Linked DNA regions of Homo sapiens: region 2 is linked to region 1. A link is a loop called in an ENCODE intact Hi-C map of the cell type or tissue named here. Cell type or tissue: Calu3. All regions are shown on one strand. Links, peaks and the distances in the headings refer to the core of each region. The heading gives the core; the rest is flanking DNA.

Evidence for each region. A loop is a pair of places that touch in the nucleus more often than their neighbours do. Peaks named below come from ENCODE experiments on the same cell type or tissue, not always from the same donor. Only the 100,000 strongest peaks of a DNase experiment are listed, where the experiment ranks them.
Region 2: it touches region 1 in a loop (3-fold over the local background); 5 of 110 quality-filtered maps call a loop at or near these places.

What each region holds. Positions count from the first base shown.
Region 1 is chr10:118,848,253-118,853,632 of GRCh38, forward strand. All of the region lies in intron 3 of LINC03036 (long intergenic non-protein coding RNA 3036), which reads right to left. Among named protein-coding and RNA genes, the nearest start is that of CACUL1, 96 kb to the left of the region's middle. In Calu3, for the core only: a CTCF peak has its summit at 2,430 (motif pointing left); a DNase peak (open chromatin) is centred at 2,389.
Region 2 is chr10:118,729,957-118,735,336 of GRCh38, forward strand. It overlaps CACUL1 (CDK2 associated cullin domain 1), which reads right to left. Exons shown (of 9, transcript NM_153810.5): 2 at 328-454. Among named protein-coding and RNA genes, the nearest start is that of CACUL1, 22 kb to the right of the region's middle. In Calu3, for the core only: no CTCF peak of the experiment used is centred there; no DNase peak of the experiment used is centred there.

The DNA.
Region 1 (5,380 bases), core at 78-5,077:
TGTCACCATTTTGTAATCCCTAGTGAATTCAGATTCATTCATTAACCATTGAAGCATTGATCCTCAATGGCTGCTAACATGAGAGAGAGAGAGAATCAGACACTGTGTGCCTCCTGGTAGAAGATCACACCAACACCTATGAAGTAGTGATTTTTTTTAAAAAATGAACCTGAATCAGCTGGAGCTTCTAGATTCAACTACCAGTTTATAGAAAATACAACAAACCAAGGAATGTGTTAAAGGACAGCAAGCAGGTGCAACAGCAAAACCCAGATTGGAGGAAGCCCTATGGGGCAAACAACCTGGTTTCTTCCATGATTAAATTGCAAGAGGAAAAAAAAGGAATGGAGGGAGGAAACAACAGAATAAACAAAAACTTAAGAAACAAATGAACCAATCACAATATACTGACTTTTTATGGATCCTGATTCAAATAAACTGTTTAAAAAGTATGATATCTATGAAGTAACTAGAAATCTGAACATTGACTTGATACTCGATGATACTGAGAAATCATTATTAATCACTTTTAGAGGTGATAATGCTTTTATGGACTTTTTTTTTTGTCTGTTTTTTTACAAATAGAGTCCTTATGTGATGCGTCCTTATCTCAGATACATGCTAAAATGTTTACAAATAAAACAGGATGTTAGGGATTTGCTTCAAAATAATATGGGAGGAACCCAATCAGAAATTGGGCAAAGGGCCTGGCGCGGTGGCTCACGCCTGTAATCCCAGCACTTTGGGAGGCCGAGGCGGGCGGATCACGAGGTCAGGAGATCGAGACCAACCTGGCTAACACAGTGAAACCCTGTCTCTACTAAAAATACAAAAAATTAGCCCGGCATGGTGGCGGGCACCTATAGTCCCAGCTACTCAGGAGGCTGAGGCAGGAGAATGGCGTGAACCCAGGAGGTGGAGCTTGCAGTGAGCCAAGATTGTGCCACTGCACTCCGTCTCAAAAAAAAGAAAGAAAGAAATTGGGCAAAGGACCTAAATAGACACTTCTCAAAAGAAGACATCCAAATGGCCAACAGGGATATGAAAAAAAATGCTAATTATCACTGGTCATCAGGGAAATAAAATTTAAAACCACAATGATATCACCTCACACCTCTTAGAATGGCTATCATTCAAAAGATGAAAGATAAGTTTTAGGAAGGTTGTGGAGAAAAGGGAACACTGCTGCACTGTTGGTGGGAATGTAAATTAATACAGCCATTATGGAAAACAGTATGGAGATTCCTCAGAAAACTAAAAATAGAGCTACCATATGATCGAGTACTCCCACTTCTGGGTATATATCCAAAGGAATTGAAAGCAGTATGCTGAAGATGTACCTGTACTCCTATGTTCATTGCAGCATTATTCACAATAGCCAAGATACAGAAGCAACCTAGGTATCCATCATCAGATTAATCACAGACAAGGAAAACATGCTATATACACACAATAGAATATTATTCAGCCATAATGAAGGAAATCCTGTCATTTTCCATAACATGGGTGAACCTGGAGGATAAGTGAAATAAGCCAGGTACAGAAAGACAAATATACTGCATGCTCTCATTTATATGTGAAATCTAAAACAGTTGAACTCATAGAAGTAGAAAGTTGAATGGTGGTTATCAGAGGCTAGAAGACGGGGTGGATGGGGAAAGGGGAGATACTGATCAAAGGGTACAAAACTTCAGTTAGGAAGAATAAGCTTTAGTGATCTATTGCAGAGTGATGCATACAATACATAATAATGCACTGTATATTTCAAAATTGCTAAAAGCGTAGATTTTAAATGTTTTCACCACAAAAAGACAAGTATGTGAGCCAATGAATTTGTTAATTAGCCTGATGTAATCATTTCATATTATAAACATATTTCAAACCATCACATTGTACCCCATAATATATACATTATTTGTGAATTTAAAAAAAAACAAAAAATTAAGCATTAAAAATGCACTGATATGTGTTATTTTTTAAACAAATAATATGGGAGGAAATAAGATTAGCTATGAATTGATCATTGTTAAACCTTGATGATGGAAACATGGAATTTATTATATTATCCTATCTGATTTTGCATATGTTCAATTTTCCATTATAAAAAAATGGAGAAGCAAGAACAAGAATAAGAGATCATACATGACTAGACATGTAAAGTACTTAAAACAATGACTGGCAGGCAGCCTCTCAAACCACTAGCTCTTGGAAGAAAGAGCACATGGTCTGTTTTGTAAGAACTCCATAAAGCCCTCAGCCTGATGCCTTGCAACTCCTCTGACCCTGAATGTATTGACCCCTGGAAGACCCAGGGCCTGGGCCTCAATGAGGGATGATGGTAGTACCCAGGGGAGGCCTGGCCAAAAAGATGGCAGATGCCTAGCAGAACCTTGGGTAGCCCGTGGCGCCACCTGGTGGGAGAGGACTTGATCCTCAGTTTGTTGAAGTTGCTTTATGGGAACTCCCTAAATTGCTTGGGTGGTTTTATAACAGGGCTAAAGATCCTATGTGTAAGGCTGGGGTAGAACCGGGTTAATTGGGATTATTACTTGGTATAATCAAGTACATATACAAGCCATATACTATATACACAGCCTGTTAAGATCTACAGAAATTCAGGTGGCTTCTTACTTACAAAAAGGTAAACATTTCTTGCACAAACTTGGAATAATATTTTGGCAGATATTCAACTTGGTAGTTTCCTATGGGAAGAGAAAACCCAGTGGCTTCTTCTGTTCAAGGTCATTTGAACCTTGGTGCATTTGGATGCTTGACCTCTGAGTAAAGCCAAGGGGTCCACAGAACAGAGCCTCTTCCTTTTTCTCAGCAAATAGTTATCAAACCAGTAGTGCTCCAGCTTCGCAGGGCATCAGAATCACTTGGTAAAAATACATGTTCTGGGCCAGACCTCCGTGGGCAGGCCTAGGAGAACCAGGGCCCTACACAAACCCTCAGCACTCCAGGATAGGCTGTTTCTGGCTCAGTGAAAGAAAGAAGAAGTGAGACTTTCTTTTCTTCCACTTCCCATTGGTTCTAACTCAGAACATGTAAGGCCACCGTGCCTGTGTCCTGTAAGGCTACCATGCCCGTGACCTATTAGGCCTCCATCCCTCTGTCCTGTGAGGACTCCATGACTGTGTTCTGTAAGGCCTCTGTGCCTCTATCCTGAAAGGCCTCTGTGCCTCTATCCTGTAAGGTCTCCATACCTCTATCCCGAAAGGCCTCCATGCTTCTATGCTGTAAGGCCTCCGTGCCTCTACCCTGTAAGGCCTCTGTGCCTCTATCCTGTAAGGCTAACATGCCTCTGCTCTATAAGGCCATTGTGCCTGTGTGCTATAAGGCCTCCATGCCTGTGTCCTGTAAACCTCCATCCCTCTGTCCTGTAAGGCCTCCATGCCTGTGTCCTGTAAGGCCTCCATCCCTCTGTCCTATAAGGCAAATGCTCTCTGTGTCTTGATGGTGCTGGAACCTCACTGGGTGGGCCTAGGATGACAGGCCCATGCCAAGGCCAACTGATGGTCATTTCCCTGAAGCCAATGCCTTTACACTTTCCCTGCTGTCCTGAGCCGCTGACTCAGAGATTCCCAAATGACTCAGGTGCTCTGTCTTCCTGTGGATCCAAGAAGAGAGAGGCATCTCCTGGCAGACTTGGGGAGGAGATGGCTGATCTGCCAGCACCTATGCACAGACCTTGTACAGGAAATACCAACCCTAGAGAAGACCCGGCTCCTGCCCCTTAGGGACTCAGCCTAACCAGCCCTCTCCAGGCTCACATGGCCCCGTTCTGGATCAGGCCTCCTCCCCGTCTCCCTTGAGCCAACCTAATAATCCCCACTCTCTTCTTCCCAGTCTCTCATCTTCCCTAACTCTTTTTTTTTTTTTTTTTAATCGAGACAGAGTCTCACTCTGTCCCCCAGGCTGTAGAGCAGTGGTGCTGTCTCAGCTCACTGCAACCTCTGCCTCCCAGGTTCCAGCGATTCTCATGCTTCAGCCTCCTGAGTAGCTGGGACTACAGGCATGCACCACCACATCCGGCTAGCTTTTGTATTTTTAGTAGAGACGGAGTTTCACCACGTTGGCCAAGCTGGTCTCAAACTCCTGACCTCAGGCGGTCTGCCCGCCGCAGCCTCCCAAAGTGCTAGGATTACAGGTGGGAGCCACTGCGCCCGGCCTTGCTAACTTCTTTTCCTTCTGTCTCACTTTCTTTCTAAAAAGAGCTGGGGAAGCTTCTTCTGGAAAATGGCAAGTCTCATTCATCTCTATTCTTCCCACAATGCCTGGCTCAGTGTGTGTTACATGGTGGGTGCTTAATCTGTGTTTCTTGTAGTCACACAAATTGTCTTCTCTGGTGTTGGGAAGGGGAGAGATTCTTCTGTAGGAGTTCTTCAGGCAGTACTTGTACCAACCACCACTAATGCACAAAGTGAATGATCCTGGCGATGCAATGGAATCCTCGTGTTCAGGGCATGAAATGGTCATGGCCCAGCAAGGCCGTGCTTCTTTGGGAAGGGGATAGTGTTCATTTCAGGCACTGTGGATGGTGTCCTAGTTCAGGCTGCTATAACAAGTTACCACAGACTGGTTGGCTAATAAGCAACAGAAATTTATTTCTTACTGTTCTGGAGGCTGAAGGTCCAAAATCAGGGCACCAGCCTGGCTGGTCCTGATAAGGGCCCTCTTTTTTTTTTTTTTTTTTTTGGAGACGGAGTCTCGCTCTGTCGCCCAGGCTAGAGTGCAGTGGCGCAATCTCGGCTCACTGCAAGCTCCGCCTCCCAGGTTCACGCCATTCTCCCGCCTCAGCCTCCCAAGTAGCTGGGACTACAGGTGCCCGCCGCCACGCCCAGCTAATTTTTTTGTATTTTTAGTAGAGACGGGATTTCACCATGTTAGCCAGGATGGTCTCGATCTCCTGACCTCGTGATCCTCCCGCCTCGGCCTCCCAAAGTGCTGGGATTACAGGCATGAGCCACCGCGCCCAGCCAAGGGCGCTCTTCTGGGCTGCAGTCTGCAGACTTCTCTCTGTATCCTCACATGGCAGAGGGGACAGGAGAGCTCTTCAGGGTCCCTCTTTTTTTTTTTTTTTTTTTTGAGACAAAGTCTCGCTCTGTCACCCAGGCTGGAGTGCAATGGTGTGATCTTGGCTCACTGCAACCTCTGCTTCCCGGGTTCAAGTGATTCTCGTGCCTCAGCCTCCCCAGTAGCTGGGATTATAGGCGCCCACCACCAGGCCCAGCTAATTTTTGTATTTTTAGTAGAGACGGGGTTTCACCATGTTGGCTAGGCTGGTCTCGAACTCCTGACCTCAGGTGATCCACCCCTCCTCGGCTTCCCAAAGTGCTGGGATTACAGGCAGGGTCCCTTCTATAAGGGCATTAATCCC
Region 2 (5,380 bases), core at 55-5,054, 120 kb before region 1:
AACACCAACAGATTAAGGTCTCCCTCTGAGACTAAAAATATGATTTTTACACCAGATACTTCAGTCATTCTTGCTTTTATTGCTGACTTCCACAGTGTCTGCATTATGTATGGTGGAGGTGGCAGGCTTCCTCTGTCATGATCTGAAAACCACTTTTGAATCAAAAAGTATAAACCAAACCCTCCAATCCGTAAGTGTGGAATACATAAAACACTTACAGAGCCTCATCTTATGCATTCTACATTACATGTTTGTGTGAGGCATAATTCAAGTGCCTTGAACCTTAGTATACCCTTTCAAACCCAAGCAAATTAAATCTTAACTTACCTGTATATCTGTTCATAGGATATGGGGATATAGTCACCAGGACTCTGAGTTAAAAGTTGATCTATGGCACCATCCAATTTTGGCCAGTATGTGCTCTTATAATCTTCAATAGTTATAACATTCATTACTAAAAGTAAAAAGTAAAATAAATATTACTACGTGCCACATGTGGAGCAAACACAAATCACAGCCATTTTGCACTCTCAAATTCCTCTCACTTACTCTTCTGATTTTACACTGACACTCTATCACCTAACTATCCTATTTCAATTAAAAACAAAAAAGGCAACCTGGTCAAGGATGTTAAGCAGCCATTAATCATGGATTTAAGAGAAGTTAGTATGAACCTGTCCATCTTTAAAAATAACAACCAAACAAGCAATCATCACTGGCTTCCTTCTGGGTTTCCTGTAAGCTTCTGTCATTAGTGGAGCAGTCTCAAACATGCTCTGACCCTCAAATACACACTGCCAATTATGTGACAAAATGGCCTATCAATGAACCACAGGAAAATTTGGAGAAATCGTGAACACCAACAATCAATCTTTGTAGACATCCTCGAGGAAATGTGCCTAAGGACAGGACTATGAGGATTAAGGTCCAAATGCTGCAATCACAAAGAGGTTGCTGTAAAACTTGCCGAGATTTACAACAACACCAGCACCTCTTCATCATTACTACAGCTCCAACTCAGGCTGCTACTATCTTAAACTGGATAAGCCCAACAGAAAAGAAGTCAGTGAACTGGGACCCTGCGCTGAGGCTTACTTCATTCCTACAGACAGGCTCTTACTCCCACACTACAGGTTTCCACAAAGCATTTGTACAGTGGATCCTAACAGCTTTGAAATCCAGGTAACAGTTGCTTCACGGCACTGAAATGTTAATATTAAAAAAAGAGCTACCAGAAGAACCTGCCTATATTCTGTGTCATGAATCACAGTTACCTCAGGAGTAACAACAACGAGACCAGGTATTTCACTGTTTATTTTACCAGACTAGGAAGCAGAGTGGTTAAGTGACTTCCTCAAGAACTCAAGGCTCATTACTGTCAGAGATACCAGGTAAAGCAAAGCCTTCCCAGTATCTTTTTATCACATTATCGATTTCCACACCTTAGTCATCCAGGTTCAAGATTTTTTTCTATGTACCATCTATATCATTTTTGTTCAATACTTTCTTTAAATCAATCCACTTCTGTTATTTAATTTTATTTTACAGGACATCTGAGGAATGAACTACTGAGGAATGTTCACAAAACAACATGGCATAATCTTAAATCCATTTTGCTAAGTGAAAGAAGCCAGACCCAAAGGGCTACATATTCTAAGAGTCCCATTTACATGATACTAATAAAGGCAAAACTATAGGGAGGAAAACAGATCAGTGGTCGACAGGGGCTGGAAGGTGGGGAGAAGGATTATCTATAAAGCAGTAGCATGGAGGAATTTTTATGGCAATTAACTGTTTTGCATGAAACTATGGTGGGGGATACACCACTTCACGCATTTGTCAAGACCAAAAGAACTGTACATCAAATTACTATGTAAATTTAAAAAATCAACAAGGCTGTAGTGGTAAAGATGAAATGCAAAACACAAAAAATGAACCGAATTACAAATGAATCACATAACCCACACTGAATGGAATGGGGAATAAAGGAGTGTTTTGACTAATGTAAAGCTAAAGACAAAAAGAACCGTACATGCACGTGCGCAAACATAACAGTAGGAAGAGGCCAGACATGTAGGTCCTTATGGGCCATTGTAAAGACTTTGACTTTTACTCTAAGGTGGAAGCCTCTCTGGAGGGTTTTGAGCAGAGGAGTGACATGATCTGGCTTAGGTTTTATATGGATCATTCCAGCAGCTGTGCTGAGGGTAAACTAAGTTTGGAGGCTGTGAGCTGATATGGGGTTGGGCCAGATGGTGGCACTGAGGACAATAAGGAGAGATCAGATTTTGAAGATATTTTAAAAACAGAGTCAACAAGATTTGCTGATAGATTAGATGTGAGATGTGAAAGAAAGGTCGAGTGGCTCCAAAGTTTTTGGCTTCAGCACCGAAGGATGGGGTTGTCGTTTACTAAAATGAGGAAGACTGCACGAAAAGCTTAGCTGTCCAGCGGGCATAGCAGATACTGTTGGTGCCCCACCCATTTACCCCATCCACACCCTACGACTACTTCTCTCAATGTTCTGTCCAGCTGCCAGAGCTTGCTCTGCTTGCGGGAGGAGCAGGTAAGAAATTGTGGGAGAATTAACCCCAAAGCAGCCTTCAACCAATGACTACTGAGGATTCAGTGTCATTACCACCAGTAGCTCCCTCTCCTTTTGGGTGAGGCGACTCTAAGGCCCCTGTGCTATACTGACTCCCAGAGCTCCCCACTGGTACTAAGCTCCAGCTGCCTACAGTGGTGACTTTACCTTACTGGCTTCCTTACCTTCCCTGCCTCACTTCCCCAATCCCCCTAGAGCTGCTTCCCAGGGTCACCGTCTTGCTCTTGATACTGAAAAGTGTTACACACTAGGCTCTAGAATATGACCTTTGTATTTATGTAATCCTTAGGATTCAAAGAAAACTGAAAAAGAAATTACATTCTCACTGTGTGATTCTGAGTTACAGAATCCCTTATCAGTGTACCACCTAAACCACATGAAATACCTCTCTACACCGAAAGTTGAGAGTTGAAGGTTAGATAACACGCTCAAAAAGAAAACTGCAAGTAGTAACACCAGTAATTAACATACCTATCTTCTGGGCTCCTAAAATGCTTAGTTCAATAAACCACATGCTATGGCTCCAGCTGGGAGCACTCCTACTTCTCAAGCACAGGCTTCGCACTTTAGCAAATCACCAAGTCAAAGATATGAAGAAGAGGAAAAAGAAACCAAAATGTAAAGTCCTGCAGTTCTAAGTACAGAATGGGGACTCACTACAGAAACAGTGACTGCTGATGCTTTTAAATATCTTTGAAAAGAGACTTAAAAACCAAATTGAAAAAGGCATGTGTCACAGTAGAGAATCTTAAACCCTATTTCCACACACAAAAAAAAAAGCAGTTTCTATTTCCACACGTATTATTTATTATATACAATATACATCTATGTTACCTGAATAGTAAATAGAAAGCCAATTCAGTAACCTTATATGCTAGCTAACATAACTTTCTTCCCAGGAAGGTTCTTCATAACCATCTGCAGTCAACACTTAAAATGACAATCCAGGAAACTTCAAGATATTTGTTATTTACTTGCTTATCTCAACGCAATCCTTGGTTTAAAAAACAAAAACTCCTAGCTATTTGTTCAGTTTAACATCTGACACATATAGCCTCAGAGTGTGTGTGTAATCTTGAACTTAAAAACTAGATCCTCTTGTTAAGAGATATGTAATCACTTTCAACTTTGCCCATAGAAAAGCTTACACTCACCAAAAGAAAAAGTAGGCCAGGCGCACTGGCTCATGCCTGTAATCCCAGCACTTTGGGAGACCGAGGCGAGAGCACCGCCTGAGCCCAGAAGTTCAAGACTACACTGGGAAACATGGTAAGACCTTACCTCTACAAAAACTTAAAAAAAAAAATTAGCCGAGCGTGGTGATGCACACCTGTGGTCTCAGCTACTCGGGAGGCTGAGGCAGGAGGATCTTTCAAGCCCAAAGGTCAAGGTTGCAGTGAGCCATGTTCATAACCCTGTACTCCAGTCTGGACAACAAAGCAAGACTGTCTCAAAAACAAAACAAAACACAAAAGAGTAGCCAAAATTCATGCTATGTGTAGAAGATAGCTGATTTACTACTTTAAAATGAGAATGCTAAGATCAGAGCAGCATGACAGGATCTTAGGAGATCTGCAAGGCTGCCTATTTAGACAATACTTTTCAACTTTTTATTTCTTGATTTCTACAGTTCAGTATGAAGCCTGCATTAGAAAATACATAAGCAAAAGGAGGAAATAAAAATCACTCATAATTTCACCACCAGTATATTGCGGCTGTGCCAGTGTACTGTGCCAGTCTTTTCAATGTATATTATACGTGGCTAAAGAGTATATACAGACTTCCAATGAGGTAAAGAATTCCTTGAATTTTACTTTTTAGATAATTAACTAAATTCCTTTTCTGTATGTAATGAGCAATATCAGCAAGTAAGAGCCAAAATTAAAGTATGAAACCTAAACAAAAGTAAGTTACCATTAAATTACTAAACTTCATCTAGGTTAGATTTTCAGCTTGAAAATAATGAACTACTTTTTATGCTATTTAAAGAAGGCACTACAGGCACAAATACCTACAGGAGCCACGCTAATAACATACATAAGTAAAGCAGGCCTGGTGCAAGAATAAGAAAAGTGGTGAGGGCTTTATTGAACAGCAGAATGTGTGTTGCCCTCTAGAGGCACAGAGGTTCAAGAAATTTTAAAACACTTACTAAAAAAATGTAAAAACATCATGCCGCAAGGCTTAAACCTAGAAACACATATTTTTAAGATAATAAGCTCACACAGTCTAAATCCCACTGAGAAAGTAGTTTAACTGACCTTTACTAAGATAAAATGAAACAAAGTCTGAAACACATGGAATAGCTGGAATCTTCATTCAGGAAATATTATCAGGTTGCTGATAAACAGGAAACCATTAGAGGTCTATAATTCATACCAGGCAAGAATAAATATGTTCAACTCTCACACTTTTTTAATCCAAATAACTTGACATATTATTTGTTTATTGTCAATCTCCCTCAAACTAGACGTTAAGCCCCATGGAGAAGGAATTCACTGCTAGAGCCCCAACTCTAAACAGTATATGACACATGGTAGGTACCCAGTAACATCTGTAAAGCGAATTAACTTCGTGAGTCAAAATAAATGCTGAACAGAAAAACAGTGAAAGATATACTACTTATTAGCTGTTTTGCAATTAAAGCTTAAATTACATTTGATTTCACATAGGCTAAAGCAAACCAGGTTAGCCCTACTATATAATCCTTTTAAGGGTTTTTTTGTTTATAAGGGAAGAATAAATTCAGGAATTATAGTAAGCATTATGAATTCA